3 separate regions of the Homo sapiens genome follow, and all the other regions are linked to region 2. A link is a loop called in an ENCODE intact Hi-C map of the cell type or tissue named here. Cell type or tissue: OCI-LY7. All regions are shown on one strand. Each heading gives the region's core, and the rest is flanking DNA. Links, peaks and the distances in the headings are about the cores only.

Region 1 (10,086 bases), core at 4,400-6,899, 120 kb before region 2:
ATTACCGTGGAAGTATCTGAGCCGTGAGTGAGCAGCGGTCCATATGCACCCCTTTCCCGTAGCTTGGGGAGTTCCACATTAGGACAAGAGGAGCGCCTCTGTTTACCGTCGTGGCTCACGCACGGACTTCTGTGCAAGCATTTGCCCCACACTCATTCATCGATGATGTGCTGGGCACTGTGTCGGGATGCGGGAGTGAATCGAAAGCAAACAGATGACTGCAACTCTACCCATGGGCTACCCATGCAGGTGCCTCATTCCAAGACGGACGAGGTCAGAGCTCCAGGTGGCAAGGCCTGAGCTGAGGCACAGGGAGGGAGGAAGCACGGTGGGACAGGGGTGGCAGGAGCAGACTGGGGCACAGGAGGAGCCCAGAGAGGTGGCCCTGGTGTTCCAGGGAGGTGAGCGAGGCAGGAGCACAGGCTAGGACCACATCCCCACGGCTTCCAGGGCAGGAGCTGGCTTGTCCTTCAGGCCACAGGGAGCCACTGAAGGACCCTGCAGCAGGGCCCTGACAGCATCAGCTCTGAGTTGGAGAAGGAACATTCTAGAGCTCTACAGTCTCACATTACAGAGGAGAAAGACTCTGCTCTGGTAGGGTCCGGAGTTGGGCCCTGGTCTCCTTATGCCAACTCAATGGTCCTTACGGTCCATTTCCTCTCGTCTCCAAACCACCACCAGTTAACACTTGGTTCTGTGCGAGAGCTGGAAGACAAGCCGAGGGAGGGCATGCCTCCAGGCAGCAGAGCCCACGGGAAAAGGGCTCAGAGCTCATCCCCATTCCTTTACAGAGGCTCTGTCACTCACCAACACAGCGATGGGCCTGGGGAGCCTGCAACCCTCATCCTCCTTGGGAAGATTAAGTAAAAGGACACAGTGCCGCCTGTAATAGGCATTCAGGAAGGGCTGCCAGCTCTCTCTTAAGTGAGTCATGAGACGAACAGGTTTCTTATTCAATTAACTGAGAGCTCATTTCTGTAACATTTTCTTTCCTTATGGAAAAGAGCCTTGTATTCTAAATAAATACATATCTTGAAAACAAGCTCTTGGGTCACAGCCCAAAAAAGGAAAAACACTAAATTCCACACTCCTCTTAGGGGAGACAGACCTACTGATCTCACCGATGAAATGTGACAAAAATATGAAGATCCGACCCCAGTGCCTCGTTACCAATTCCATCTCTTGTTGTTAACACTTGTGCAAAATTACACCTTAAAACCAGGACCGGTTTCTATCTGTAAGCGTTCCTGAATTGTCTGTGAGGGGCTCTTTACAGTGGTGTTAAATTTCACCAGCTTAACAACTCCAGGCTTCTGACAGACAGATCTGGGGCAGCCCAGGTCCCCGCAGTCAGAAGCGGCAGGTCTCAAAGGCCAACAAAACAGAGACACTCTGGAAGGGTTCCTGTTTCAGGTACCTTGCTGCCATTGAAGCTGCGTTCCTTTAAAACCTTCTGGAAAGTAAATTTCTGCAACCTTAATGCACTGCCTGTCTAAAGAACCCCTGTGGGAACTCCCTCTGAAAAACAAGGAAGCTTTTGTAACGTCAAGAATCACACCACATCAATCTGCTTTGTAATTTTCGTTACACCATTACCTGGCAGACACTGACACCATACCCGGCACTGGGCTCAGTGTTGTGTTAGAGGGATGGTTTTACTGAATCCTCAAAACAGGGTGGTGGCTTTTGCTCTTATGCACATTTTACAGATGAGGAAACTGAGATGTGGGAATTTGGGAAACTTCCCCCAAAGTGGCCCAGCCACCTGGCTCCGGAGTCCAAGCTCTTAACCTCTCCACTGCAGGGCAACTGCAAAAATCTGGCAACAAGTCTCCACGGCATTCTCCTGGTTGTTCTAGGAAGATGTGGAGTTTGCAGCACGGCATGGTGTCAAACAGCCACATGCACAGCAGTCCTGCAGGCACTACCTTGCAGCTGCCACCATGATCGTGGACAGAACGCTCCTCTTGGCCCCAGGTACTGACACCATGCCAGGCTAGCTACATTTCCCCAGTTTCCCTGAACCCCCAGGGCCTGTCTGTGTCTCCCCCACAGGGCAGGAAACCCCTTCCTCCAGAGGCTGATCTCCCCGCACGACCCCCCTCTCCCGTCTGCAGAGCAGCTCAGAACCAAAGGTGAAAGTATCTGAAAGCCAAGACTATAGCGTGTATACACATAGCAATTTGTTACTGTGAGAAACCATCTGTTTCTCGGTATTACAATCCTCAGAGGGCAAATTATAGCTAGCGTTCAACATAAAACATCAATTTAAACCATCAACTATTCATAATTTCAATTCTTTATTGGAAACCAAGGACATAAATGTCAGGGAATAAAGCAATATTTCTTTTATTAACTATTCCATTCATCTGGCTATTAAATAAAACCAGGGCCCCAATAAATGGCAGGAGTCCTTGCCTGAGAGCCACACCAAATAGCTCTATAATTCTCAGACGTTTTAAAACAACGAAAACTGCATTATTTGAAAAGTTAGAAACTTTAATATATAATAAAATTAAGATTAATGCGATCTTAATACCTTGCAAAACTGTTTGCCATGCCCTCGTATTCATATATTTCTTCTTGCGCGGTTTATTTTTAACAGTGCTCATTTTGTACTGAGAACGTGCTGTTTTTTACGACTGAGTTTTGCGAACGCCAGCCACCTCCAGCATTTTTCACTGACATCTAGTTTTCCCAGGCTGATGTTCCCTCCCGACTGCCCATCTGCGCTTGTGCCAGGAGGGATGCCATCATCCAAGCACAACCCAGGGTGTGGGTGGCCTTCAGAGCTCAGTCCTGCAGGACTTGCACCCAACAGCTCGCCTGAGAGTGCAGGGCAGGTTCTCACTGCAAGCACTTTTTTTTTTTTTTTTTTTTGCCGGAGAACAATCTGAGCGTTCAAAAATGAAATCTACGAAGCACGGAAGAGAATATTTACACCGTCCTTTGTGTACTAGGCTGTATATCGAGGTTTTTATCTACATTGTCCCACGACAATCTTACAGGGTGGGTACACTTTACAGATCATCAGGATGCAAGTTTGGAAAGGTGAGTCAGCCACTGGTCCCATCCATAGGAGGCACACCCATGTGTTCAACAATGAGGAAATAAAGAGAAATAAAACATGGGCCCATATTCAATGCCTGACAGTCTAATAGCCATGATGGACACTGACACACTTTGGACATCTGTCCCCTAACACACACACACACACACACACACACATATATATATGTGTGTGTGTATATATATATATATATATATATATATATATATATATATATTTTTTTTTTTTTGGGGGGGGACAGAGTCTTGCTCTGTCACCCAGGCTGGAGTGCAGTGGTGCAGTCTCAGCTCTGTCACCCAGGCTGTAGTGCAGTGGCACAATCTCAGCTCACTGTAACCTCTGCCTCCCGGGTTCAAGCGATTTTCCTGCCTCAGCCTCCTGAGTAACTGAGATTACAGGTACATGCCACCACACCCGGCTAGTGTCCCCTCCAAATTTCATGTTGAAATGTGATCCCCAGTGTTGGAGGTGGGGCCTGGTGGGAGGTGTTTGGGCCATGAGGGCAGATTGCTCATGAATGGCTTGGTGCCCACCTCCTGGTAATGAGTGAATTCTTGCTCTGAGTTCTTGTGAGATCTGGTTGTTTAAAAGAGTCTGGGACCTCCCCCTTCTCACTCTCTCTCTCCCCATGTGATATGTCAAGTCCTCTTTGCCTTCCATCATGACTGGAAGCTTCCTGAGGCCTCACCAGCAGCAGATGCTGGCGTCATGCTTCTTGTACAACCTGCAGAACCATGGGCCAAGTAAACCTCTTTTCTTCATAAATTACTCAGCCTCGGGTATTTCTTTATAGCAATGCAAATGAACTAACAGACTCACACATAATTGTTCACTGCAGTCAGTGGCCATGGGCCCAGGGCACCCCAGGGTGGGCACAGAGGAAAAAAACTGAACCACCTCATGCCACCGAGGGAGGAACCACTGGTGGGAGGATGGGAGGGGTGTTAGAGAAGTTTCCTGGGGCTGGAGACCACACCTGGGCTGAGGTTTATGCAAATAGCTGCTTTTGTCTTTCTTTTTCTAAGAGGTTGTCACCCAAAGAATAATTATTTTATGGAGACCAAATATAACAGCATTAAAGAAAGATCTTATATTCAAAACACGTATATGCCCATCCCACATCCCCAGCAGAACTTTTTCTTTTGGTCACACAGCCAATGACATAAACATCTCCGTCCTTCTGAACAGCACTGGTGATTTTACATTTTAGTGGCTGTATAATATTCCTTCCTGTTGAGGTGGGCCGTCAGGAACTGTTGGGTGAATGAATGAATGACTAGTGCTTTCCTTAGGCACAGGACGTGGACACTCACAAAGCGCTTAGACCCACACCTCTGTGGGTGTCCTGACACCACCCAGAAAGGGGATTGATTAAAACTGTCCCTGTTGGGGAAGGAGAACATCACACACCGGGGCTTGTCATGGGGTGGGGGGAGGGGGGAGGGATAGCATTAGGAGATATACCTAATGTAAATGACGAGTTAATGGGTGCAGCACACCAACATGGTACATATATACATATGTAACAAACCTGCACGTTGTGCACATGTATCCTAGAACTTAAAGTATAATAAAAAAAAAAAAGTCCCTGTTGGCTCACACCTGTAATCCCAGCACTTTGAGAGGCCGAGGCAGGCAGATCGTTTCAGGCCAGGAGTTCAAGACCAGCCTAACCAACATGGTGAAACCTCATCTCTGCTAAAAATACAAAAATTAGCCGGGCATGGTGGCCCGCATCTGTAATCCCAGCTACTCAGGAGGCTGAGGCATGAGAATCACCTAAGCCTGGGAGGCAGAGGTTGCAGTAAGCCAAGATCACAACACAGTACTCCAGCCTGGGCGACAGAGCAAGACTCCATCTCAAACAAAAAAGAAAAAAAGAAAAAAAAAAGAAATTTAAAAACTGTCCCTGTTTTGCAGGTGAGGAAATTCAGGAGACCCAGTGACTTGTCCTCCTGTCTCTTGCACTAATTCTAAAGCTGCTGCCCTAGCTCCTGGCCTTCCCTACCAGCTCATAACACCTTGGTGAGAAAAACGAGGCAGCAGGGCACACTCAACTTTTCTCACTTACAGTGGAAGATGTCAGCAGTCACAGCTATGGAGGAAGAGAAAGCTCTCAGGGGAAACTACTTTTTACTGCTATGTTATTGGTCAGGGCTGAGTCATACATTTCAGCCTGCAATGCAGGTAGAGGGAAACTCTAGCAATCAACAGGCAAGAAAATACCTGCCAAGATCGACTTGGACAACCTCATGGGTTTGGTTTTCTTTCTTCCCTTTTCTGCTTGCTTATTTTAGGCCATCTTGGTGAATACAGAAAGCAACAGTTAATTTTCCCTCCCACTTATGTGGCTGAGCGAAACCTCCCTGGTTTTATTAGAGTCAAGACTTGAAACCTGGCCAGGTGCGGTGGCTCACGCCTGTAATCCCAGCACTTTGGGAGGCCAAGGCGGCAGATCACTTGAGGTCAAGAGTTCAAAACCAGCCTGGCCAACATGGTGAAACCCCGTTTCTTCTAAAAATACAAACATTAGCTGGGCGTGGTGGTGCTTGCCTGTAATCCCAGCTACTCAGGAGACGGAGGCAGGAGAATCGCCTGAACCAGGGAGGCGGAGGTTGCAGAGCCGAGATCGCACTGCTGTACTCCAGCCTGGGCGACAGAGCGAGACTCCGTCTCAAAAAAAAAAAAAGACTTTAAACTTCAGAGCCTCTGACATTTGCATTCACGATTCAAACACCACTGGGGAATGCCTGGGATATCATTTTAATAAGCACATTATCTGTAAAAGAGAGTGGCTAAGACTCACATTGCCAGCCTGGGAATGGCTGGCCACTCTCTGTGGCCACCAATTGGCTATTCCACGTAGCCCAGGCCACACTGAGTGCCCTGAACTGAGATTTATCATTCACTCTACAAATAATTTCAGTACCTGCTACATGCCAGCCACTCTTTCATTCACAAAAAAGAAGACATGTTTTTGAATTCAGGCAACTTACATCCTCATGCGGCAAGACAAGTAAGAAACAAACACATACTATGTCAGGAGAGAGGAACTGTGGTAGAAAACGTCCTGCAAGGGAAAGTGAGGCGTGTGTATAGGTTGGGGGAGGAGGGGGCCGGGGACACAGTACTGGCTCAGGATTCACAAAACGGGGGGTATTCATGTCAGGACCTCTCCCTGTTCAGGAGCTATGCCAAAAGAGGCCTCTCCCTAGGTCATCTCCCTAGGCAAGCCTGATGTCCACAAATTCATTTTTCCATTTATTATTTTTGCAATTAATTGCAAAAACCACAATGACTTTTGCACCAAACTAAATATTGCCTGAAATTTCCAAAGACGCAGCATGTGACTCGGTAGCTAAAGGGGGAAAGAGCATCCCTAGAGTTAAGTTCCCAGGACATTGAACTCAAAGGCCAGATTCAGAGAGAGGAGTCAGGAAGCGCAGGTGCTGTGTTCGGGAGAAAGTCCCACGGGGTGTGGGGCACTGTGGCTTCCAGGTACATCCGTGCGGACGGCGGGCTGGTTCTCGGGGCCTTCAGGAGCCCTGTTCTTGGGCCGGGGGTCACAGAGTTAGGAGACGGCTGGCTGGCTGAACAGTTACAAGCTGGCCTAGAGCAGAAGAAGGTGGTTTATGTCACCGCACTCTCCCCTGAGTCAGAAGCGGGAGAGGTGTCTCCAGGGTCTGCCTGAGTGAGAACCAATCTGCCACCTACTTTGGATTGTGTCATTTTTCACTCAAGTGCCAGGTAGAGAACTGGTCAGATTCTTCAAAATGAAGATTTTTATTGTTTTAATTGGAAACAGGGTCTCCCTCTGTCGCCCAGGCTGGACTGCAGTGACACAATCACAGCTGACTGCAGCCTCGACCTCTCGGGTGGAGCAATCCTCCCACCTCAGCTTCCCCAGTAGCTGGGACCACAGGTGCATGCCACCATGCTCAGCTACTTTTTAAACATTTTTTTTGGAGAAACAGGGTCTTGCTATGTTGCCCAGGCTGGTCTCGAACTCCTGGGCTCAAGCAATCCTCCCACTTTGGCCTCCCAAAGTGCTGGGATTCCAGGTGTGAGCCCCCACACCCAGCCTGAAGGTTCTTCTTCTGTAAGATCCTGAGTAGTGGCATCACTGCCCTGGGGACCCTCTGTTGAGAATAATATTCATCACAACCTCCCTGGCCCAGAATGACACTGCAGGGCACTGCTCCCTAAGCCCGGTGCTGGCTGGGAGCCCTTCCAGAAACAGCTCAAGGGTAGGGCCCCGCTCTCCGCACTCTGTCACCCAGCCCTGGGCCTGTACTCATACTCACAGCGCTGGAAACAAAGTTCCTGAATAACAGACGAAGAAATAAAACACCCAGCCGGACACGGTGGCTCACGCCTGTAATCCCAGCACTTTGGGAGGCCAAGGCGGGTGGATCACCTAAGGTCAGGAGTTCGTGACCAGCCTGGCCTGTTAACATGGTAAAACCCTATCTCTATTAAAAATACAAAAATTAGCTGGGCATGGTGGTGGGCACCTGTAGTGCCAGCTACTCGGGAGGCTGAGGCATGAGAATTGCTTGAACTCAGGAGGTGGAGGTTGCAGTGAACCGACATTGTGCTACTACACTCCAGCCTGGATGACAGAGCAAGACTCCGTCTCAAAAAAAAAAGAAAAAAGAAAGAAAACACCTGAGCCCTGCCAAGGGGGAGCTGTCTTCCCCAAACCAACAAACCTCCTAAAGATAGCTGGGAGCCCATCCTACCAGCTCTGATTTGGGGCTGGTTTGTGAGTTACTGTTAGGAGTAAGTCCCTAGAAGTGATAAAAGATAAATCAACCCAACGTTTGATTTATAAGATATATCAGACTGATAACTAGTGACAATGTTAATCTAATTACAATTCAAAAATCTCATCACATCCATTTTCCATGCTATTTCATTAACTTGGGCTTTTGCCAACAATTCAACATTTTAAGCGTGACCGAATTCACGCTTCATTCCTTCGGTGTGGGTGATGACCTGCTCCAGGGTGAGGGTCTCAGAGCCCCTCTTCCACCCAGTGGCCCATATGCCGGCCCTAGGGAGCCCTTTTTCTAGCCCACAATCCTTTCCCAGCATCACAGTCTAGAGCACCTCCATCTCCTGGTACTCACCTCCTGGAAGGTTTTCTGAGTGGTCAACATGTTCCCGAGAGCCTACATCTGCACTGCTTGCCCAGGATTTCTGCTTCTTGCTCATTAAATGGACACTCTTGGCTTTAAAGGTAGGGCAGGCACCAGGCGGTTAACACCAGGCAGCGCCCCTCTGGCCCCAGTAATTTGTGACCACTGGTCATTATGCTTCCCACATAGAATCCAGCCAGCCCATCAACAGATGTTTACTGTGCACCTATGATACCCCGGGCTCTGTGCCTGGGGCTGGACGTACGCCGTGAAGTGGCCTGAAAGTGCTCTCATGGGAATGGCATTCTAGGAGGGAAAGGTAGACAGAGATGGAAATGACACACCAGGCAATGTGTGACAGGAAGAGCACAAGTAGCTGGAATTCCGGGTGAGCCAGGTGGAAGAAAGTGGAAGAAGCCACGGGGCGCAGAGGAGGAGGACAGAGGCTAGGCAGGTTCAAGGGTGAAGACCGGGGCTAGAGGGGCCGTGGCCCAGCCAGTGAGGGCGACGTGGGGTCACAGAATGTGGAAGGTTGGATGGAAAGACATCAGAGGGTCTAGCAGGGAGACGGAAAGATCTGAACTGCATTCGTTAGAAATAAAACTGAGGCCGCTGGGGAAAGAGAATGGACAGAAGGCAGCCAAGAACGGAAGTGGTGGTGGGGTGGCCATGACAGTGGCTTGGGCCAAGGTGACAGCGTGTAGCTGGGAGCCCAGGTGTATCCAGGAGGAAGGACGGGCTTGCTGGTGGACCAGGCATGTCGGGGGAGAGGAGGGGGAGCCCCAGGGCACACCTAGGTTTTAGCCTGAGCAGCCCCTGGGTGGTGACGCCATTTCCCGAGGTGACAGGGGGACTGGGATTGGTGGTGCAGGCGGTGTGTGTGGGAGGGGTCAACAGTTCTCTTTTGAAGCCATGTGAAGCCGGAGATGTCTTTCCAAGTAGAGATGTTGAATATTCAGTTGAATATTTGGGTTAATATAAATATAGACGCCATCCTTCTGTGGATGGTATTTTAAGCCACGAGAGTCGATGGGATCCCCTGAGGACAGGGTCTTGTAGATATCAAAGGGCAGGTCCCCGAGACTTATGTGCCCTCTAACCTCAGGTGCAGGGCGCGAGTGGGGACCCAGCAGAGTGATGGGCAAGGTGGGCCGAACCAGGAGAGCCTGTATCTCAGACAGGGGTCAGGGAAAAAAAAAACGTTTTAAGAAGGGGAAAGTGGTCTGCTCTCAAGAGCTCAGTCACATCTCATGCTTTACTTTTCAATAATTTTCACACATTCTGCTGACCCCCCATATATAACCATGCTTAAAAAGCAAGATTGCAGCTTGAAATTCCTAGTTCTTGGCTCCTGGAAGGAGGAATCTTTTTTATTTATTTATTATTATTATTTTTTGAGCAGAGTCTCACTCTGTCACCCAGGCTAGAGTGCAGTGGTGCAATCTCGACTCACTGCAGCCTCTGCCTCCTGGGTTCAAGCGATTCTCTCAAAGGAGAATCTTTTTATGTTATTTATTTATTTTGAGCCACGGTTTCACTCTGTTGCCCAGGCTGGAGTACAGTGGCACGATCATAGCTAACCTGCAGCCTCGATCTCTTGGGCTCAAACCATTCTCTTGCATCACCCTCCCAAATAGCTGGGACTACAGGTGTGCACCATCATGCCTGGCTAAAGTTTTGATTTTTTGGTAGAGATGGGGTCTTGCTACACTGTCCAGGCTGGGGAATCCTTTTATTTAAAAATAATGGTATTTCTTCAAAGAATAGCTTCAGCTTGGACCAAACCAATTTTCCAAGACTGAACAGAGACAAGGAGGAGTGGCAGCCAATGTAGGGAATATCTGGAGCTGGAAAAAGAGCAATGTTTTAAGTAAG
Region 2 (10,086 bases), core at 4,409-6,908:
GATGAAACGTGTTCAGGGCACACTTGCAAATTACACCAGGTTTAATATGTCCCTCGATGTAAATTATGTCAGTGTGAAATCCCACCTTTTTATAGGCAGGAGGAAAAACCCACCTTTTTATAGGCAAGTCAGAGGAAAGGGGGCAGGTTCTGAGCCAGCCCAACAGAAGGGCCTTCTTAGAAACTGCCTTCCCAGTCTCTGTGCTGGGGACTTATGGAAAGGATCACATTTCACAGGCAGCAGCTGAAGGACAACCGCAGGCTGGAAGGGCAGGCGGAGGAGGCCACTGGTGGCCTGGTGTCAACCGTAAAGCCAACTGCACAGCGTGCAAGTCCCGCCTACGACAACACACAATGTATTATATTCTAGGGACCCACCAGACTGGAAGCTCTTGGAGGACTAGAAGGACTCTGACCTTCCCGCCACACACCCCCGAGACCAACAGGAGTGTCTGCTCCATGGCTAGATGCTCCATAGATGTTTCTTGAGTTTCTGACTATGTCAATAGATATCATCAATCCATTTATTCAGAGAAAAAAAAATTCAAAGGAAATAAATCAAAACATTAGGGGTGGCCGGGCACAGTGGCTCATGCCTGTAACCCCAACACTTTGGGAGGCCAAGGTGGGCGAATCATATGAGGTCAGGAGTTTGAGACCAGCCTGGCCAACATGGTGAAACCCCATCTCTATTAAAAATATAAAAATTTGCCGGGCATGGTGGCAGGCGCCTGTAATCCCAGCTACGTGGGAGGCTGAGGCAGGAGAATCGCTTGAACCCGGGAGGTGGAGGTTGTAGTGAGCCGAGATTGTGCCACTGCACTCCAGCCTGGGCCACAGAGGGAGACTCCGGGAGGTGGAGGTTGCAGTAAGCCGAGATCGTGCCACCGCACTCCAGCCTGGGCCACAGAGTGAGGCTCCGTCTCAAAAAAAAAAAAAAGTTAGGGGTGATGATAACTCTGGTACTGGGATTATGAGTGACTGACACATGGCTACCAGCCAGCCTGGGCATGCAGAAATCTCACTAGCCCATAAGCACCAGCACCACCAAATCAGGACTGGTCAGGACTTCTTCTCCACCCCACCCCACCCCACCCTACATGTGCCTCTGCAGCACTGAGCCCCCAGTCCTCCGCCTGTCCCACCCTCAGTAGACAGGGGCACCCAGGGGGCCAACCAGCACCAAAACCAGCTTTGCAGCCCAGCATCTGCAGTGCATGCCGGGCAGGCAGTTTGTTAAATTCAAATGACTGAACCATTTCCATTCCAAAAGATTGGGGAAAAAACGGGTTGCAAATTTGCACCTGTTACTGGCTCTTAACAGCTAACTGCTAAATGTGGAAACGCAGCTTCCACTTAGTAGACTCTGTTCTTTAGAGAATCAACTATTACGCAGAGACGCCATTGCACTTGAAACCATCTGCCAGACATTAAAAAAGTGACCAGGAGTATGCGTGCAAGGACTGGTGGGCGCAGCTAAAGGAAAATGTGCCAATTCCTGCGACCAGCAGACACGGGGCAGAAATGTGGGTTCGAAGGAGCAGGGTGGCTGAGATCCGTTCTAAAGCAGGTCAGGACCTAACACATTCAGAGATGCAGATTTCTAGAGACAAAAAAAACTAGTGCAGGCCGGGTGCAGTGGCTCAGCCTATAAACCCGGCACTTTGGGGGCCTGAGGCAAGAGGATCGCTTGAGGCCAGTTCAAGACTAGCCTGTCTCTACAAAAAATTTAAAAATTAGCCAGGCATGGTGTTGCCCACCTGTGTTCCCGGAACCTCACAGGCTGAGGTGGGAGGATCACTTGAGACTACCAGGTCAAGGCTGCAGTGAGCTATGGCTGCACCACTGCACTCCAGCCTGGGTGACACAACAAGACTCTGTCTCTTTAAAAAAAGGAAAGAGAGAAGAAGAGAGGGGAAGGAGGGAAGGAAGGAAGGAAGGAAGGAAGGAAGGAAGGAAGGAAGGAAGGAAGGGAGGAAGGGGAGATAAAAGAGAGAGAGGATAAAGGAAAGGAAAGGACAGGACAGGACAGGAAAGGGAGGAAAGGAAGGAAAGACAGACAGACTAGTACAATCCTCTAGTTTTATAGATGAAGAAACTGAGGCTCACAAAAGAGCAGTGGCTAGCCCCAGGCCCTGGGACAGGTGATGGCAGGTGACAGCAGGTGACACACTGAACTTAGCTCACCTCTCCCCTGGGACCCCACAGAGCATCATTCTGCCATGCCACACAGCAGAAACTCATCCTTCATATTGTTCATTTATGTTTTAGGTGTGATCGTGGTATTAGGTATTTTTTTCGAAGTGACATTATCTTTTAGAGATACATACTGAAATATTTATGGAGAAAATAATATGATGTCCTTTTCAAAATTCCAGGAGTAGGCAGGGGCGGAGATGAAACTAGACAGGCCAATAGTTTGGAACTGATCATGCTGGGGGCAGCACACAGGGTTCATTATTCTCACCTCATGTGTGTCTGAAATCTTCCACCAGGAAAACATTTTCTTAAGAATCTGTTCAAAATACCAAACAGCGACAATGCATCTATCCCCTTCAAGGAGAGTCTCTGCTACTAATCTGGGCCTTCCAAAAAAAGAAAAAAGGAAGAAGAGGATAGGAGAGGGGAGAAGGGGGGAGAGACAGAGAGAGAGAGGAAAAAGCAGGCAGAGACAGAGAGACAGAAAGAGAGAGGAAGGAAGGAAGGGAGGAAGGTAGGGAGGGAGGGAGGGAAGGAAAAAGAAAGGGGAAGGAAGAAAAGGAAGGAAGGAAGGAGCAAAGAAAGACAAAGGAAAGAAGGAAATAAGCCAAGAAAAGAGAAAGAAAGAGAAGAAAGAAAAGAAAGAAAAAGGAAAGAAGGAAAGAAGCAAAGAAAAGAGAAAAAGAAAGGACTGAGAGAGAGAGAGAGAGAAAAGCAACCTTCTGCTAGGATCTTAAAGATACTACCCATGAAGCCTTCTGGCTGGGAAAAATTTTCAAAAAGCACCATTGCTCAATAAGAAGAGGGAACATATTCAACAAGTTATCAAGTCTGCAGAGAGAACAAGCCATGTCAGTATGAGATCATTAAATCAGCATTCTGGCAAAAAACGGTATTTCCAAACGTTCTGATGACAGCTGGATCAAACCCGCCAATACCTGACAGTAATAAATACAGTTATTTGGGAAGAAAAATAGGGAGTGACCTTACAGCTCCACTGAAATAGGCCAAATACGGGAAGCTTGAGGCGGTAGGAAATGGAAAAGAACAGCTAATATTTGGCAAGCTTCCTTGATGATCAACAAATTAAAATGTTAAGGAAGCAATTTGTTGAGAAAAGATATTTTTAAAAGAAGCTGAATCACGCAGGTTCAGCCCCGGATACGGTCAATTGGTAATTTTTAAATCATTTTTTAAAAGTTAATGTGTTCAGCCTCTAGAAATGGCATTTGAGACATCGCTGAGTTAATCATAAGCCGCCTCTCCCCCAGCTCAGGTGCAGGGAGGGATGCCTTTGCTGAGTTACTCTAGGGCTCTGCTCTCAACCCCAGGCTCAGCAGGGACTGCAAACCCAGCTCTCATGGGCAGTGCCTTTAGTGACAAGGGCATAAACAAAACTATAGCCTGAAGTCGAGCTAGAGTTTCCAAAGGCCCTCTGGTTGCCGGTCCATTTTCAATCATTAGCCACCTGACCTACTTCCAAATCTAGAAAGCCAAACAATACCGGATTTCTTCAATTAAAATACTGCTGGTTTTCACAACGCATGAAGGGAAGACTTTCTTGTGATTAAACAGCCATTCCCTGGGAGACCGAGGGAAGCGGATCACCTGAGGTCAGGAGTTTGAGTCCAGCCTGGCCAACATGGCGAAACCTAGTCTCTACTAAAAATATAAAAATTAGCCGAGCATGGTAGCGAGTGTGTGTAATCCCAGCTACTCAGGAGGCTGAAGCAGGAGAATCTCTCGAACCTGGGAGGCGGAGGTTGCAGTGAGCTAAGATCGTGCCACTGCACTCCAGCCTGGGCCACAGAGCAAGACGCCATCTCAAAAAAAAAAAAAAAAAAAAAAGGCATTCGCATTCTAAGGGCCAAAGTATACCCTCACTAAACCACCACAGCTCACAACTAACTCACTCAACATAGGGCTCACTGAGCATTTGCTGTTGTGGGTGCTAAGAACAAAGTCATTGTTTTCAGAATTCAAACATTCTTTCGGGTGAGAGGAGTGGAAGACACAGGTTTTATAAGTAGGGGATCATGTGCAGATAAGTCATTGAAGAAGAAAAAGTCAGGGAAGGCGGGAGGGACCAAGAAGGGATGGGTGAGGATGGCTCCTCTGAGAAGGGGACATGTGAGCTGAGACCTAAGAAAGTAAAACCTAACCATCACAAACCAAAGTCGGCCTCTAAAATGGGATCCCCACCACCAACCCCAAAACCAGATACTACAATGCTCTTGGCCGGGTTTTTAGCCATGTGCTTGGTTAGCTGCTGCTTAACTTTATTCTTAAGGAATCTACATACTGCATTTTTTTAAAGCAGGTTCCCTGGTAAGAAACCCTACTCCTCAGAAACAACAAAAATAGTATGTTCTGTTTTCTCTTTTTTTGAGACAGAGTCTCGCTCTGTTGCCCAGGTTGGAGTGCAGTGGCACCATCTTGGCTCACTGTAACCTCCGCCTCCTGGGTTCAAGTGATTCTCCTGCCTCAGCCTCCCGAGGAGCTGGGAGTACAGGTGCGTGCCACCACATTCGGCTAATTTTTGTATTTTTAGTAGAGACGGGGTTTCACCATGTTGGCCAGGCTGGTCTTGAACTCCTGACCTCAAGTGATCCTCCCACTTCGGCCTCCCAAAGTGCTGGGATTACAGGCGTGAGCCACCACCCCCAGCCCTTACTGTTAAATGACCATGATGAAGCTGATTTCTACAAATACACCAGGAGGAAGAGCTAAGGGGGGAAAAAAATTCCCTGCAAAATAAAACGAAACAAAGCTCCTTGCAATTATGCAAAGCTATAGCACAGCTAAGTTATTCTGAGCTAACTCAACCTAGAGGGGTGACGGCCTGGCAAAGGGGGTCATCCGACCCAGCCAGACAAGCTCCGTCTTTCCCTTCCTGCTTCACTCATTTCTGAAAAGAACAGTTCCAGTTTAAAGTAACCCAGCAAATTCATCCTCAACGGGTGAAACCCCATCCTCGCTTCACCTGACTCAAAGCGTGCGCTGCTTTAATTCAAAACAGCTGACTTCGGAGGCCTACAGTCCTCATTTTTCATCCGTCCCCATCATACCAAAAGCAGACTATGTAAGTAAGAGCGGTGAAAGGCCTTTCTGTGCTGAAAACATATTTTATGTATTGAAAAGTACTTGGTGGCCACGCATCTTAACTCCTGAAGAAGAAAATAGTTATTTCTTTTTATTTCTGCAGATATTTCAAAAATATGATAGGTATTGAATGCTAGGCCTGTGACAGGCAAAATGCCCTGTAGGAGGTGCCCGGGTTTCAGAGTCAAGCACAGCCCCCAATCAGATAAGCAGAGGCCTGGGAGAGGGAGGACATCAGGACCCACGTGACGCTAACACCGGGCGGGGTAAGGGCAGGAACATGGCGCAGGCCCAAAAGTGGCCCGCGGCGGGTGGTACGGGGCAGGACAGAGTCCACCTGCTGGAGAGGATCTGAAGGGCCTCGTCCTAACAGAAACAGGAACCGGAGCTGGGCAGGACTTCAGAGGCTGAAGGATGGGAGAGGGAGGGTGCGCCCAGGAGGAGGCACAGCTTGAGCAGAGGCGTGGCTGCATGACCGCGGAGGGAGGGTTCACACCCGGGGCCTGTGGTACGGCTGGCAGGCGTGGGAGAGCCAAGGTGGGGACACAGAGAGGTCAAGGAGGCCGAGGCCGAAAAGGGACCACAGAATTTGGCTACAAGAAAGCAGTTTCAGTTTAACGATGACAAGGGAGCCCGAGTGAAGAGGAAAACCTGTCAACTCCTCGTGAAAGTCGGGAGGGTTTCTGCGTAGAAAAAAACAGCGTTCAGCAGCTCAGTTGGCTGCCGTGAAGTCATCAGAACTAGAGGAAGAGTTGGACTTGCTCTAGTGAGGACAGCTTTTGAAGTCACTAACCACAAGGAGGAAGCCTTCCCCTCTGGGCCTGCAGGAAACAGATTGCGTGGCTTTGTCTGTCCTGGCTGGGGAACGCATGACACGCTGAAGGGTTTTCCAGCTCTAGGGAAGAAAATTCATCTTTCTGTAAAGTCCACTTCGTCTTCCATTATCTACCAGACTTCTTGATGGGACCATTTTTAGAGCCTTCAGTGAAAGAATGGAAAACACTAACTTGGATAAACAATTAAGAGTAGGGAGGGAAATAGGTGAAGACGCAACTCTGATGAAATAAACAAACCGCAACCGTGGAATAACATTCTGGTTATTATGGGTCGTGATTAACGGCTCCCTGCGTTGATGGCTGAAAACTTGTGCTTTACTGCACACTTCCAGCAGAATTTAGCTGCTTTTTTCTTTCTTGTTTCCTTTTTTTTTTTTTTTTTTTTTTTTGAGACAGGGTCTCACTCTGTCACCCAGACTGGAGTGCAATGGCTTGATCATAGCTCACTGCAGCCTTGACCTCCTGCTGGACTCAAGCGATCCTTCAGCCTCAGCCCCCAAGGAGCTGAGACTACAGATGCACGCCACCACACCTGGCCAATTTTTCTTATTTTTTGTACAGACGGGTTCTTGCTATGTTGCCCAGGCTAGTCACAAACTCCTGGGCTCAAGTGATCCTCCCGCCTCAGCCTCCCAACGTGCTGGGATTACAGGCGCTAAACCAGCACTTAAGCTGCATTTTTTTTTTTTTTTTTGAGCTGGAAACTCCTTCTACCGCCCAGGCTGGAGTGCAATGGCACAATCTTGGCTCACTGCAACCTCCGCCTCTCGGGTTCAAGCGATTCCCCTGCCTCAGCCTCCCGAGTAGCTGGGATTACAGGCGTCTGCCACTGCGCCCAGCTAATTTTTGTATTTTTAGTAGAGACGGGGTTTCACCATGTTGGCCAGGCTGGTCTGGAATTCCTGACCTCGTGATCCACCCGCCTTGACCTCCCAAAGTGCTGGGATTACAGGCATGAGCCACCGCGCCCGGCCTTAAGCTGCTTTTTAACACATGGGGAGAACACAGAGAAAGTACCAAAATGAATGTTGTAACTCAATTCTAAAATACGTGAAAATATACTGAAGACTCTTCCATTGCATCATCTTGTAAATTCAGGTGAAATCCTGCCTGTCCCTACCTAGGCCTCATTTTCCTTATCAACCTATGAGAAACGACCAGGCATTTCTTGGGTCCCCAGCACCCTGGAGAAAGAGACCACTCGGAGGACACGGCCCCTCACCTCATGGTCCCCCTGGCAGGCAAGGCCACCGGGCCAATTAATGGAAGTCAGTGACCAGCAACTGGAAGGGCTACAGGGTTTGGGAGGAGATAGAGCCTCTGAGGTTGGAAAGGCGGCCAGGGTTTCACTGGGAGGCAGGGCCTGGGCCAGGCTCCAAGGGACGGGGTCCAGCCCCCAGCAAAGCATCAGCACACACTTCAGCAGGAGGTAAGATGCCACGGCACTGGGGAAATTTTTAAGCAAGAGGGAAGAGGATGCATTAACAGAGAAGAGGGAGGTCACCATTGTGGGGCATTGCAATCCAAATTGAGTCCAGGCCGGGCGAGGTGGCTCACACCTGTCATCCCAGCACTTCGGGAGGCTGAGGTGGGAGGATCACTTGAGGTCAGGAGTTTGAGACCAGCCTGGTGAAACCCCACCTCTACTAAAAATACAAAATTAGCTGGGTGTGGTGGCACATGCCTGTAGTCCCAGCTACTTGGGAGGCTGAGGCACAAGAATCGCTTGAACCCAGGAGGCGGAGGTTGCAGTGAGCCAAGATGATGCCACTGCACTCCAGCCTGGGTGATAGAGTGAGACTTCATCTCAAAAAGAAAAAAAAAGAAAGAAAACTGAGTCCATTTTTAGTCCTTTGAAGTGTGCAGGTGTGTGTGACTAAAAACAGGCAGAACCATCACTGTTGAGAATGGGGTGCCACAGAAATGGGAGACAGGGTGTCATTTCTTACTCCAGCAATCGGAGGAGGCAACTGTTAGGAACAGCCCCCACTGGCTGAGCAGTGGCCAAGAGGCACCTCACTTTATGGAGGGGGTCCCTTCCAAACACTAAGAACTTAGGAAGTTCTCGCCACCCAGAGATAAGGGAATGGAGATGCCCAACCCCTAAATGATGGAGGCAGGATTTGAGCCCAGGCCTCTGGTGCCAAAGCCCCCACTGCTTCCTCATCCCATCACCACCAAACAGGCTCCTATGCTTAGGAGACTGGCTTTCTGAGCATTTCATAAAGTTGCTCTGCAGACAGACTCCAAACTTGTGTTAATCATATGTTACCCGCTGGCAGCCCGGCTAGAAGGCGCTCACAAAAGATGACTTTGAAAGACAAAACCAAAACCGAAGTGTTTCCTATGAAACTGGTATCATCACACACAGCCTTGCCCCATGCACACATTTCAGAATTGTCCGACATCCAGTTCAACATGGCAGACGATCCTGTTTGCTTTGGAACAGAAAGGTATAAACTCACCTGACAAAGAGGACAGGAAAGCAAGAACAAATGAAAAGCCCCCAAAATCTCAGAAGCTGGAAAGCGCTGGAAAGCACTGGAAAGCCGAAGCCGCCTTTCCAGACAAGCCTCAAGATGGAGCAGGCCGCCTGCAGCAAGCAAGCTCATTCGAGCTGCAGGACTTGGAGGCCGGGCAGGTGTGCAAAATGCCACTGCGGTCAGGTCCCTCCTGCACTGTGGGCAGAAGACTGGGGTTTCTCATGACCATGGGCAGGGGGCTGAGTGAATATCCCAGCACATGCCCCAGCCTGGTGCCTAGAAGACAGGTGGTCAGACTAACAGTTCCCAACTGCACCACCCAGCAGGAACACTGAGGGCTCCTTGCTAGAGAAACTGACCAGTCCAAGAGAATGAGCCACTGATACCCATGCCTGGGGGCTCCCCGCAACTAGACACCTGGGTTAATTACTTACGGTGGGGGCCACCAAAACTGCTCTTTACCCCGACACACACACACACACACACACACACACACACACACACCCTTTCTATTGCCATGCTCTGATATATGAACAAACAACAACACGTCACTAGGCATTTGAGGAAACCTCTAACTGGGACCAAAACAAAGAGGGAAACGAGGAAAACAGACAAAGCGACAGGACAAAGGCTAAAGAAATTTGGGTCTAGCCGCACAACTGGGTTTAAGCATCAGAGAAAATAAATGGACCACAGTTATAACAGACAACCTCACAGATAATGTTGCAGTAACTCAAGTTCAAAAGGCAAATCCTGCAAGTCTATTGCAGAATAATACCATTTTTATAGAGCTCAAACTCAGGGAAGAGTAATCATATACTACTTAAGCATCTATTCATGGGTGCAGAAAATACATTATTTTAGGCAAGAGCATAATAAATACACTACTTAGGATGGGTCACCTGTCCCAGAGAGGGGGCAGGGAATAGGAGGTGGGAGGAATATACAGGTGGATGCAATTGACTGGCAAAGCTCTGATTCTTAGGGTTGGGTGGAGGGTTCCTGGGTGTTCACTGTATTATATTTTGCAACCAAAATGCATGGTATGCAACTGTTTATATATTTTTAAAAAACATTTTACAAAGTAAAGACAGTAAGAATTCAATGCAGAGGCCAAGCACAGTGGCTCATGCCTGTAATCCCAGCACTTTGGGAGGACGAGGCAGGTGGATCACCTGAGGTCAGGAGTTCAAGACCAGCCTGGGCAACATGATGAAACCCTGTCCCTACTAAAAATACAAAAAACTAGCCAGGCATGGTGGCATGTGCCTATAATCCCAGCTACTTGGGAGGCAGAGACAGGAGAAATGCTTGAACCCAGGAGGTGGAGGTTGCAGTGAACCAAGATCACTCCATTGCACTCCAGCATGGGCAACAAGAGTGAAACCTCATCTCAAAAAAAAAAAAAAAAAAAAAAAAAATTCCAACGCAGAGAACAGAAGAAAACTTTTTTAAAATTTTTTTATT
Region 3 (10,086 bases), core at 3,769-6,268, 120 kb after region 2:
CTGTAATCCCAGCACTTTGGGAGGCCGAGGGCCTCTTGAGGCCAGGAGTCCAGGACCAGCCTGGGCAAACATAGTGAGAACCCATCTCTAAAAAACAATTTAAAAATGAGCCAGGCATGGCAGTGCATGCCTGTAGTCCCAGCTGCTTGGGAGGCTGAGGTGGGAGGATCACTTGAGCCCAGGAGGTTGAGGTTATAGTGAGGCATGATTGTGCCACTGCACTCCAGTCTGGGTGACACAGCAAGACCCTGTCTCAAAAGCAAACAACCCAACCAAAAAACCAACAAAACCCCCAAAATCCCTCAAAGAACAAAAACCCATAATTGTCTCCCACTCCCCCCAAAAAAACAACAAGAAAACTAGACCTTGGAGTGTGGCTTCATGGGCCCCTCTTCCATCTGCCCTTAGATGGATCTTCAATAATGCCCTATCTATATCAGCTCTTGGTTGGCGTGATAGAGATAATACATTCGCTGCTCCAGAGTCACTCGTGGTTCAGGCAAGGTCAAAGAGTCACCAGGAGTCAGTCATCACCTAAGTGGTACCTCCTGCCTGGGAAATGCCTCTATCACTGCCCACCTCCAGGTACCCAGAACTCCGGCCACTACCAAGGATCACTTGAGCCCAGCAGTGTGAGGCTGCAGTGAGCTATGATCATGCCATTGCATCCAGCCTGGGTGACAGAACCACACAGCAAGACCTGGTCCCCCCTGGACCCCCACAAAAAACCCCCAAAAAACTTAAAATGAATTCATTAAAAACTTATTAAAATAAAAATTTAGCATTTAAGGCCAGGCACGGTGGCTCATGCCTGTAATCCCAGCACTTTGGGAGGCCGAGGTGGGTGGATCACTTGAGGTCAGGAGTTTGAGACCAGCCTGGACAACATGGTGAAACCTCATCTCTACTAAAAATACAAAAATTAGCCAGGCATGGTGGTGCATGACTGCAATCGCAGCTGCTCGGGAGGCTGAGGCAGGAGAATCACTTTAACCCAGGAGGCAGAGGTTGCAGGGAGCTCAGATTGCACCACTGCACTCCAGCCTGGGCGACAGAGTGAGTAAGACTTCGTCTCAAACAAATAAACAAACAAAAACAAACAAAACAAAACACAAAACCTTAGTATTTAAAATAAATAATTAAAATGGTATTCATTAAAAAGCTGAAAATCAACCCAGGCTTAATGAAAGAAAGAACTTAGTATGCGTAAAAAAAACTTTAACGAAAACTCTTAGTATTCATTTAAAAACTTTAAACCAAAACTGAATATTCACTTAAAAACTTAAAAAATGAGCTCAGGCTTAAAAAACAAAAACAAACAAACAAAAAAAGAACTCTCCGGGCTTTCTGGGGATGTAACCAAGCTGAGGTTGGGCTTACTTCCCTCCAGCAAAGGGCCCCTTTCAAACCACTTGTGGCTGAGCCATCAGACCCAGATGTGACCTCCCCCCGTCCCGTGGGGGTCAGCAGCTCACCTGGGCCCTCTCCAGCCTGCCCTCCTGCCACCCCTGTTTATGTGTGCACCTCAGGGATTCCAAAAAGGAGTTAGTGTGGGCCTGCCTCTCAGCCACCTGCTTCCACTCTTACCTACATGACTCCATTTTCTGAGCCCGGTAGCTTTTTTTTTTTTTTTTTTTTAACAGAGTCTCGCTCTGGCCCAGGTTGGAGCGCAGTGACACGACCTCGGCTCATCACCGGTTCAAGCGATGGGCTGTAGCTGGGACTACAGGCACACACCATCCCACCTGGCTAAATATTGTATTTTTAGTACAGACGGAATTTCTCCTTGTTGGCCAGGCTCGTCTCGAACTCCTGACCTCAAGTGATCCGCCCGCCTCGGCCTCCCAAAGTACTGGGATTACAGGCGTGAGCCACCACGACCGCAGAGACCCGTAGCTTTCTAAAAGAGACTCTGAGGGTGCTTTCAGTGATGACCCTTGGCAGAAACCGGAGGAAGGGCTGAAGGTGATGGGGGAGGGGCGGAGCTCTGCCTTGAGCTTTGCTGCGGAGCCAAGCCTTCCCTCCTTGTCTAGCTCTGGCACTTTGAGCAGGTTCTGTCGGGGGTATCCCTGCCCTGGAAGCCCCTCTCACCTTCCCAGGTTAGGGGTGGCGTCCCCCAGTCTCCCTGAGGGCAAGGGCTGTTCTCATTTGTTTTGGAGGCCAGCTCTGCTCAGGGCCTGGGAATACAGTAGGTGTCTAATAAATATTTGCAGCGTTGAACTCTGTGCCCAGCAGCCCCTAGCCGTTCACCAGACAGCCTTGGCCTCCGGAGAGTGGGCTTTGGGGGAGGTGGCCTGGGCCGGGGGAGGGTGTGAGAGGCCTCATGGAGGGGGGCGGGGGCGGATCCGGGGTCGCTCTGGCTCAGCCTCCGGGGCCGTCCCCGCTGCCTTTGCAGAAGGCGCCTCCGCTGTGGCTCTTCCCCCTGGGCTGGAGCCAGAGCCTAGCGCACCCGGAGGAGGAGGAGGAGGAGGACGAGGAGGAGGAGGAGGCGGCGGCGGCGGCTGCGTTGCCGTCTGTGCCCATCACCTGAGCTGCACCGGGCGGGGAGGATAACAATTATTGGGAGAGGTTTGAAAAAAAAATCATTATCAAATAACTACAGCTTGCAAAAGTTGGCGGGCGGAACGGAAAACGCGGGCTGGATCGCTCTGGGGACGCCGCCGCCGCTCCCGAGCAGCTCCGCGGTAGCCAGAAATGGAAGGACGTACATCTGCAACGCATTTGTGCGAGGTTCACCTTGGAGACCGCGCTGCTGGATGCAGGCGGCGAGTTCACGCGAAAGGAAAAACTCTTTTAAGAGGGATTTCTCCTTGGGGGACCCTGCCCGGCACGCGCGGCGGGGAAGGGCGCCCCCTGCCAGGCGCGCGCGTGGAGCTGGGACGCTCCGATGGGGTGGGGGCCGCTTCTCTGAGCCTCAGTTTCTCAGTCTGTCCGAGGACTTGTACAGATTCGTGGCTGGCCTTGCAGGACCCTTCCAGTGGGGATATTCTTTTATTATTTTTATTTTTTATTTATTATTTTGTTTAGATGGAGTCTCATTCTTGTCGTCCCAGCTGGAGTGCAGTGGCACAATCTCGGCTCACTGCAACCTCCGCTTCCCGGGTTCAAGTGATTCTCCTGCCTCAGCCTCTCGAGTAGCTGGGATTACAGACCCCCGCCGCCATGCCCGGCTAATTTTTGTATTTCTAGTAGAGGGGTTTCACCATGTTGGCCAGGCTGGTCTTGAACTCCTGGCCTCAAGTGACCTGTCCGCCTAGGCCTCCCAAAGTGCTGACATTACAGGCTGAGCCACTGCGCCCAGCCTCCAGTGGGGATAGTCTAAGAATCTTCTTATTTCTGGCACCAGGTCCCGATGGAGGTAGAGGTACCAGCCCTTAAGGTACCAGGACCTGGTCATCGCATTCCCAGCCCTGTTTACATTCTAGGGTGCTGCGGGTACGTGATGGTCTAAGGAAGATCAAATCCACTTTCCACTTCTCAGGGCCCTGCCGACAAGTGCAACGGTTTGTTCCTTCTCAGGGGAGGAGGGGACCCCTGTCCCCCTTCTCAGGGGCAGTTCCATCCATTCTCACCTCTTGGGTCTTCAGTGTGCACCTCCCACAGCTCACAGACATCCCTGTCTCCCCTAAACCCCTTTGCCGTGACGCCCACCGCCCATCCACCTTCCCCCGCGGGCTTCCTTCTCAGAGTGGTCAGTACGTAGTCTAGTGTCCACATCTTCCTCCCTGCAGTCACTTTGAAGGTGGCCCAAGCTTCAGGGCCCCCCTCCTTCTCCAAACACGGCTGGGCCTCTGGGCTTTTTGGAGTTAGAAAAGGGGAGGGGGGCTGTGGGGAGCGAGAGGTGCAGGAGTGAAGTGTGGGGACCCTTCCTGGGACCCCTCACCCTCACACACACACCACCCCACTTGCCTAAGACAGGCACAACTGGAGCCATCTTGAGACCCAGAATTCCTCTCCAGGTTATGGTGTTTCTCACGGTCCTTGCCCACCAGGAGATAGAAAGTTCTGGAAAGATGCTGTTGGAAAGGTGAAGCTAGAAGCACGGCCTCTTTGCACAGGCTATGCTTTAAGTACTCATAACTGGCTCACATCTACTGAGCCATCACTGTGTACCAAGCACTGTTCTAACGTTTTATTTTTATTTTATTTTTTATTTTTGAGACAGAGTCTTCCTCTGTTGCCCAGGCTGGAGTGCAGTGGCATGATCTCAGCTCACTGCAACCTCTGCCTCCGCCCCCTCTCAAGTGATTCTCCTGCATCAGCTTCCTGAGTAGCTGGGATTACAGGTGCCAGCCACCACACCCAGCTAATTTTTGTATTTTCAGTAGAGATGGGGTTTCACCATGTTGGCCAGGCTGGTCTCGAACTCCTGACCTCAGGTGATCCACCTGCCTTGGCCTCCCAAAGTGGTAGGATTACAGGTGAAATGTTTTAAATGTGTTGTTTTGAAGAGACAGGACCTCCCTCTGTTGCCCAGGCTGGAGTGCAGTGGCGCAATTATGGCTCACTGCAGCTTGAAACTCCTGGGCTCAAGTGATCCTCTCTCCTCAGCCTCCCAAGTAGCTGGGACTACAGGCTTGTGTAGCCACGCCTGGCTAACTTTATAATTTTTTATAGAGTGGGATCTCACTATGTTGCCCAGGCTGATCTCAACTCCTGGCCTCAAGTGATCCTTCTGCCTCCACCTCCCAAAGTGCTGGGATTACCAGTTTAAGCCACCACGCCCAGCCACCAACTCACTTTCACTTGGCTAAATCGCGCCCTGTTTGGAAGACGGAGCCTGAAATTGGCAGGAGAGCTGGATGTGGCCATGGTCCTTCACTGCCCAGGGCGTGCTTGTCCCATCCAGCCTGTACTCCTGTGGCTGTGTGGATGACCAAGGGCTCACCTGGTCTTGCTTTTCTTCACCTCACTCTTCCCAAGAGGCTGGTTCTGACACTAACAGTCACCCATTGGTAAACAGCCCAGCACCAAAAGCCCCTAAGAACCTTCAGATAAGAGACATCCCTTGGGGGAAGGAAGAAAAAAAAAACACAACCTAACAGGAAGCCAAGTGGGTAAACGGTTACTTGCATGATTCTAAAGCCTGCATGTTTCTTCCCCAGGCGAGAGAGACTGAGCCTTTCACTCTCAGAGCCAGCTTGGCCAGAGTCTCAGAAGCAAGGTCTCTGTGCACCTTGGGGCTGTTGGCAGGGCTGAGGAGAGGAGTAACCAAATCATGGGTCTGGGAGAGAAATTTCCTCCGATGCTTTTCTGGCTCCTACCTAGAGAGTTCTCTCACTTCTGAGAGGTATCCTGTGAGGGCACAGTGGACAGGAGCAGAGACCTGGGGTCAGGCAGGCCCAGCACAGAGATGCCTAATGCCCTTGGGAAGTCACTTGACCTTCCCGAATCCACCTTTTTTTTTTTTTTTTTTTTGAGTTGGAGTCTCACTCTGACACCCAGGCTGGAGTGCAGTGGTGCAATCTTGGCTCACTGCAGCCTCCGTCTCCTGGGTTCAAGCAATTCTCCTGCCTCAGCCTCCCAAGTACCTGGGATTATAGGCATGTGCCATCATGCCCGGCTAATTTTTGTATTTTTAATGGAGATGGGGTTTTGCCACGTTGGCCGGGCTGGTCTCGAACTCTTGAGCTCAGGTGATCTGCCCACCTTGGCCTCCCAAACTGCTGGGGTTACAGGCATGAGCCACTGCACTGGGCCCCGAGTCTTCCTTTTAAACCATGAAACGGGGATTGCCCAGGTGTGATGGCTCACATTTATAATCTCAGCTCTTTGGGAGGCCAAGGCAGGAGGATCGCTTGAGGCTAGGAGTTCCAGACCAGTCTGGGCAACATAGCGAGACCTCGTCTCTACAAAAAATAACAATTAAAAAATTAGCCAAGTGTGGTGGCGTGTGCCTACAGTTCCAGCTACTTGGGATGCTGAGGCTGGAGGATGGCTTGAGCCCAGGAGTTGGAGGCTGCAGTGAGCTATGATCACACCACTGCATTCCAGTCTGGGCAACAGAGCAAGACCCTGTCTCTAAAAACCAAACACAAAAAGCCAAAAAACAAAGCTAAAACAACCCCTAGAGGTGTGATCAAAGGGCTGGGGAGGAGGGAGAGAGGAGGAGCTTCCCCAGGGGAGACTTCATCACCAAACTCTGTACCTGCAGGCACCTTGTCCTGCCCTGGAGGTGGGGGTTGGTGAACCGGAAACCCATGACTCACTCCCTCCCTGCCCAGCCAGGCCTGGACAGCTGTGCAAACAGACTGAGGAAGGGGCTTCCAGGCCACACTCTGTGCCTCTCCTCCTCCTCCTCCTCCTCCTCTTCCTCCTCCCTGGAGTCAGCCCAGGCTGGCTCCATCCCTCTGGGCCCCTTCTCTCCCTGAAAATTGCAGGAATGTGCACCACTGTGTTAGAACCAAGTCCTTGGAAGACTCCAGATTTCCCCTAGACTTGGGAGTACTGGGACTTAGGAAGAAGGGGTTGGGGCTGTCCAGGTCTCCCTGGCCCGAGGGTCTCACCCTTAGGTCCTCCGAAGCTCTGTTTCCAAGGATAGCAGACCCGCCCTCACAATAGCACCCACTCACTGAGTCCCTTCTGTCACGGTGCATACCCTGCTGTCCCTGGGACCTGTACTTGGATGTCTCAAGGGCATGTTCAACTCCCCGTGTCCCAAACTCAACTCAGGCTCTCTCCTCTCAGGATATGTCCCCGCCCTCCACCCAGGGCTCAGGCCAGAAGCCTTGGAGTCCTTCTTGACATCACCCTCTCCCTCACCTTCCCCACCCAATCTGACATCAAACTGTGTAGACTCCAGCTCCGAAAAATACCCCAATCCAACTATTCCTGGCCATCTCTGCTGCCCTACCCGTGGGGGCCTCTGCCCTCGCTCCACCTCCCATTCACTCATCCTCCACCCTGCAGCCAGAGTAACCTTTTTTCTTTTTTCTTTTTTTGAGATGGAGTCTCACTCTGTCGCCCAGGCTGGAGTGCAGTGGCACGATCTCGCCTCACTGCAACATCTGCCTGCCCGGTTCAAGCAATTCTCCTGCCTCAGCCACCCAAGTAGCTGGGATTACAGGTGTGCACCACCGTGCATGGCTAATTTTTGTATTTTTAGTAGAGATGGGGTTTCACCATGTTGGCCAGGCTAGTCTTGAACTGCTGACCTCAAGTGATCCTCCTGCCTTGACCTCCCAAAGTGCTGGGATTACAGGCATGCACCACCATGCGTGGCTAATTTTTGTATTTTTAGTAGAGACGGGGTTTCACTTTGTTGGCCAGGCTAGTCTCGAACTCCTGACCTCAAGTGATCCTCCTGCCTTGACCTCCCAAAGTGCTGGGATTACAGGCATGCACCACCACGCATGGCTAATTTTTGTATTTTTAGTAGAGATGGGGTTTCACCATGTTGGCCAGGCTGGTCTTGAACTCCTGACCTCAAGTGATCCTCCTGCCTTGACCTCCCAAAGTGGTAGGATTACAGGCGTGAGCCACTGCGCCTGGCAACCAGAGTAATTTTTTTTTTTTTTTTTTTTTTAGACAGAGTCTCGCTCTGTTGCCCAGGCTGGAGTGCAGTGGCACAATCTCGGCTCACTGCAAGCTCCACCTCCCGGGTTCACGCCATTCTCCTGCCTCAGCCTCTCAAGTAGCTGGGACTACAGGCGTCTGCCACCACACCCGGCTAATTTTTGTATTTTTAGTACAGACGCGGTTTCACCTGGTTAGCCAGGATGGTGTTAATCTCCTGACCTCGTGATCTGCCAGTCTCGGCCTCCCAAAGTGCTGGGATTACAGACGTGAGCCACCGCACCTGGCCCAGAGTAATTTTATTAAAATGTCAATCAGATCACATTTCTCCCTGCTTACAACTTTTTGATAGTTTCTCATTGGATTTAAGACAAAATCCAAATTCCATATATCACAGCCTGCAAGTCCTTCCATGCTGTATCTCCTTGCATAGTTTAATAGTCCCCTGCACTGGACTGTAAGCTCACAGAGGGCAGGAATAGCCCATTTTTATGCACTGGGGCTCCTGTAGGGTGTGAGAGAATCCCAACCCCTTGCCTTTGATCTGAGCTGGACACACTGCAAAGACATGCTCCAAAACTTTTCCCATGTGACACTCATGTGACCCACCTCAAGGGGTGCCACCACCATTTCACCTGTTACGCAGATGGCGAAGCCAAGTTTCCAAGACGGCAGGAGACTTGTAAAAGGGCACACGGATAATAACTGCAGTAGACAGGCTGTACTGGCGTTCACTGTGTGCTATGACCGGTTCTAATCACTCTGTGTGTAGTTTTACATTGAATGCTACATACTAACCCTGAAAAGTAGACAGTCTTCCTTCCTCCCTCCCCTCCTCCCTCTTTCCCTTCCTTCCTCCCTCCCTTCCCTCCTTCTTCCCTCCCTCCCTCCCTCCCTTCCCTCCTTCTTCCCTCCCTCCCTCCCTTCTCTCTCTCTCTCTTTCTTTCTTTTTTTTTTTTTTGGAGACGTTGTCTCGCCCTGTTGCCCAGGCTGGAGTGCAGTGGCACAGTCTCGGCTGACCTCCGCCTCCTGAGTTCAAGTGATTCTCCTGTCTCAGCCTCCTGAGTAGCTGGGATTACAGGCATGTGCCACCACACCCAACTAATTTTTGTATTTTTGTAGAGACAGGGTTTCTCCATGTTGGCCAGGCTGGTCTCAAACTTCTGACCTCAGATGATCTGCCCGCCTCAGCCTCCCAAGGTGCTGGGATTACAGTGTGAGCACCATGCCCAGCCAAACCTCTTTCAATTCTATCATGCATAGCTCTGAGATTCTCATCTGAACATGGCTTCCTTCTCTACATGGATTTGTGCTGAGACATGTGCTAGAAAATGCCATTTCAGTCTTGATGAAATCTCTCGAAACACATTTGAAATCCATTTTCCTTTCTCTCACTTTAATTCCGGGAGGAGTTAAGTCCCAATTGAATTTTCTTTTCTTTTTTTTTCTTTTGTGTGTGTGTGTGTGTGTGTGTGATGAAGTTTCAATCTTGTTGCCCAGGCTGGAGTGCAGTGGTGCGATCTTGGCTCACTGCAACCTCCACCTCCCGGGTTCAAGTGATTCTCCTGCCTCAGCCTCCAAAGTAGCTGGGATTATATGTGCCCACCACCACGCCTGGCTAAATTTTTGTATTTTTATTAGAGACAGGGTTTCATCATGTTGGCCAGGCTGGTCTCGAACTCCGGACCTCAGGTGATCCACCTGCCTTGGCCTCCCAAAGTGCTGGGACTACAGGTGTGAGCCACTGTGTCTGGCCCCAGTTGAATTTTCCTTTGATGTGGGGGCAGCTGTGGCCTGGCCTTTGTGGGGAATGGGTGTGGGCAGGTACAGGTTCCACTTAGTGTTTCATGATGGGAGAAATCTTGGCTGGCTAGAGTAGCTCACGCCTGTAATCCCAGGACTTTGGGAAGCTGAGGCTGGTAGATCACCCGTGGTCAGGAGTTTGAGGCCAGCCTGACCAACAAGGTGAAACTCCGTCTCTATTAAAAATACAAAAATTAGCCAGATGTGGTGGTGGGCGATTGTAATCTCAGCTACTTGGGAGGCTGAGGCAGGAGAATCACTTGAACCTGGGAGGCGGAGGTTGCAGTGAGCCGAGATCATACCACTAGACTCTAGCCTGAGCAACAGCCAGACTCCACCTCAGAAAAAAAAAAAAAAAAAAAGAAAGAAAAGAAATCTCTTAAGGTCTCAGTTTCTCAGCCAGAAGGTGGAGGCCATAGTACTTACCCCTTCTTCTTGCCTTCCTTTCCAGAGCTGATATGCTGGGCAAACGAAATAAACCCACGTGTAGTGGACATCTGGGACTCTGTCTGCCCTGGGCCATTTCCTTGTTTCTTGAATCAGACTCAGTTCTGGTCATCGTGATTGGGCCAATGGGGTGGTCACATGACACCACCTGGGCCTATCACAGCCCTTCCCTGGGACTTCACACTCTAGAGCAGGAGAACAAAATCCCTTTTCTTTTTTTTCTTTTACAGGGTCTTGCTGTGTTGCCCAGGCTGGTGGGCAGTGGTATGATTGTAACTCACAGCAGCCTTGAATTCCTGGGCTCAAATGATCTTTCTGCTT

Evidence for each region. Peaks named below come from ENCODE experiments on the same cell type or tissue, not always from the same donor. Only the 100,000 strongest peaks of a DNase experiment are listed, where the experiment ranks them.
Region 1: a loop joins it to region 2, with 4 times the contacts of the local background. A loop is called at or near these places in 3 of 110 quality-filtered maps.
Region 3: a loop joins it to region 2, with 8 times the contacts of the local background. A loop is called at or near these places in 6 of 110 quality-filtered maps.

The regions. Positions count from the first base shown.
Region 1 is chr7:101,977,291-101,987,376 of GRCh38, reverse strand. All of the region lies in intron 2 of CUX1 (cut like homeobox 1), which reads right to left. Among named protein-coding and RNA genes, the nearest start is that of CUX1, 160 kb to the right of the region's middle. RefSeq lists enhancers at 1-433, 1,936-2,095, 1,420-2,332, 5,356-5,465, 5,496-5,615 and 1 more. In OCI-LY7, for the core only: no CTCF peak of the experiment used is centred there; DNase peaks (open chromatin) are centred at 5,366 and 6,085; H3K4me3 peaks cover 1,710 bases; H3K27ac peaks cover 2,500 bases.
Region 2 is chr7:101,852,622-101,862,707 of GRCh38, reverse strand. The region is part of intron 1 of CUX1 (cut like homeobox 1); the gene reads right to left. Among named protein-coding and RNA genes, the nearest start is that of CUX1, 40 kb to the right of the region's middle. RefSeq lists enhancers at 1,136-1,849, 5,657-5,786. In OCI-LY7, for the core only: a CTCF peak has its summit at 5,428; DNase peaks (open chromatin) are centred at 5,188, 5,627, 6,067 and 6,637; H3K4me3 peaks cover 2,426 bases; H3K27ac peaks cover 2,500 bases.
Region 3 is chr7:101,736,091-101,746,176 of GRCh38, reverse strand. No RefSeq gene overlaps it. Among named protein-coding and RNA genes, the nearest start is that of CUX1, 76 kb to the left of the region's middle. RefSeq lists enhancers at 1,188-1,708, 2,337-3,280, 4,764-4,833, 4,954-5,033 and a silencer at 2,338-2,457. In OCI-LY7, for the core only: no CTCF peak of the experiment used is centred there; DNase peaks (open chromatin) are centred at 4,205, 5,036 and 6,136; H3K4me3 peaks cover 2,315 bases; H3K27ac peaks cover 2,500 bases.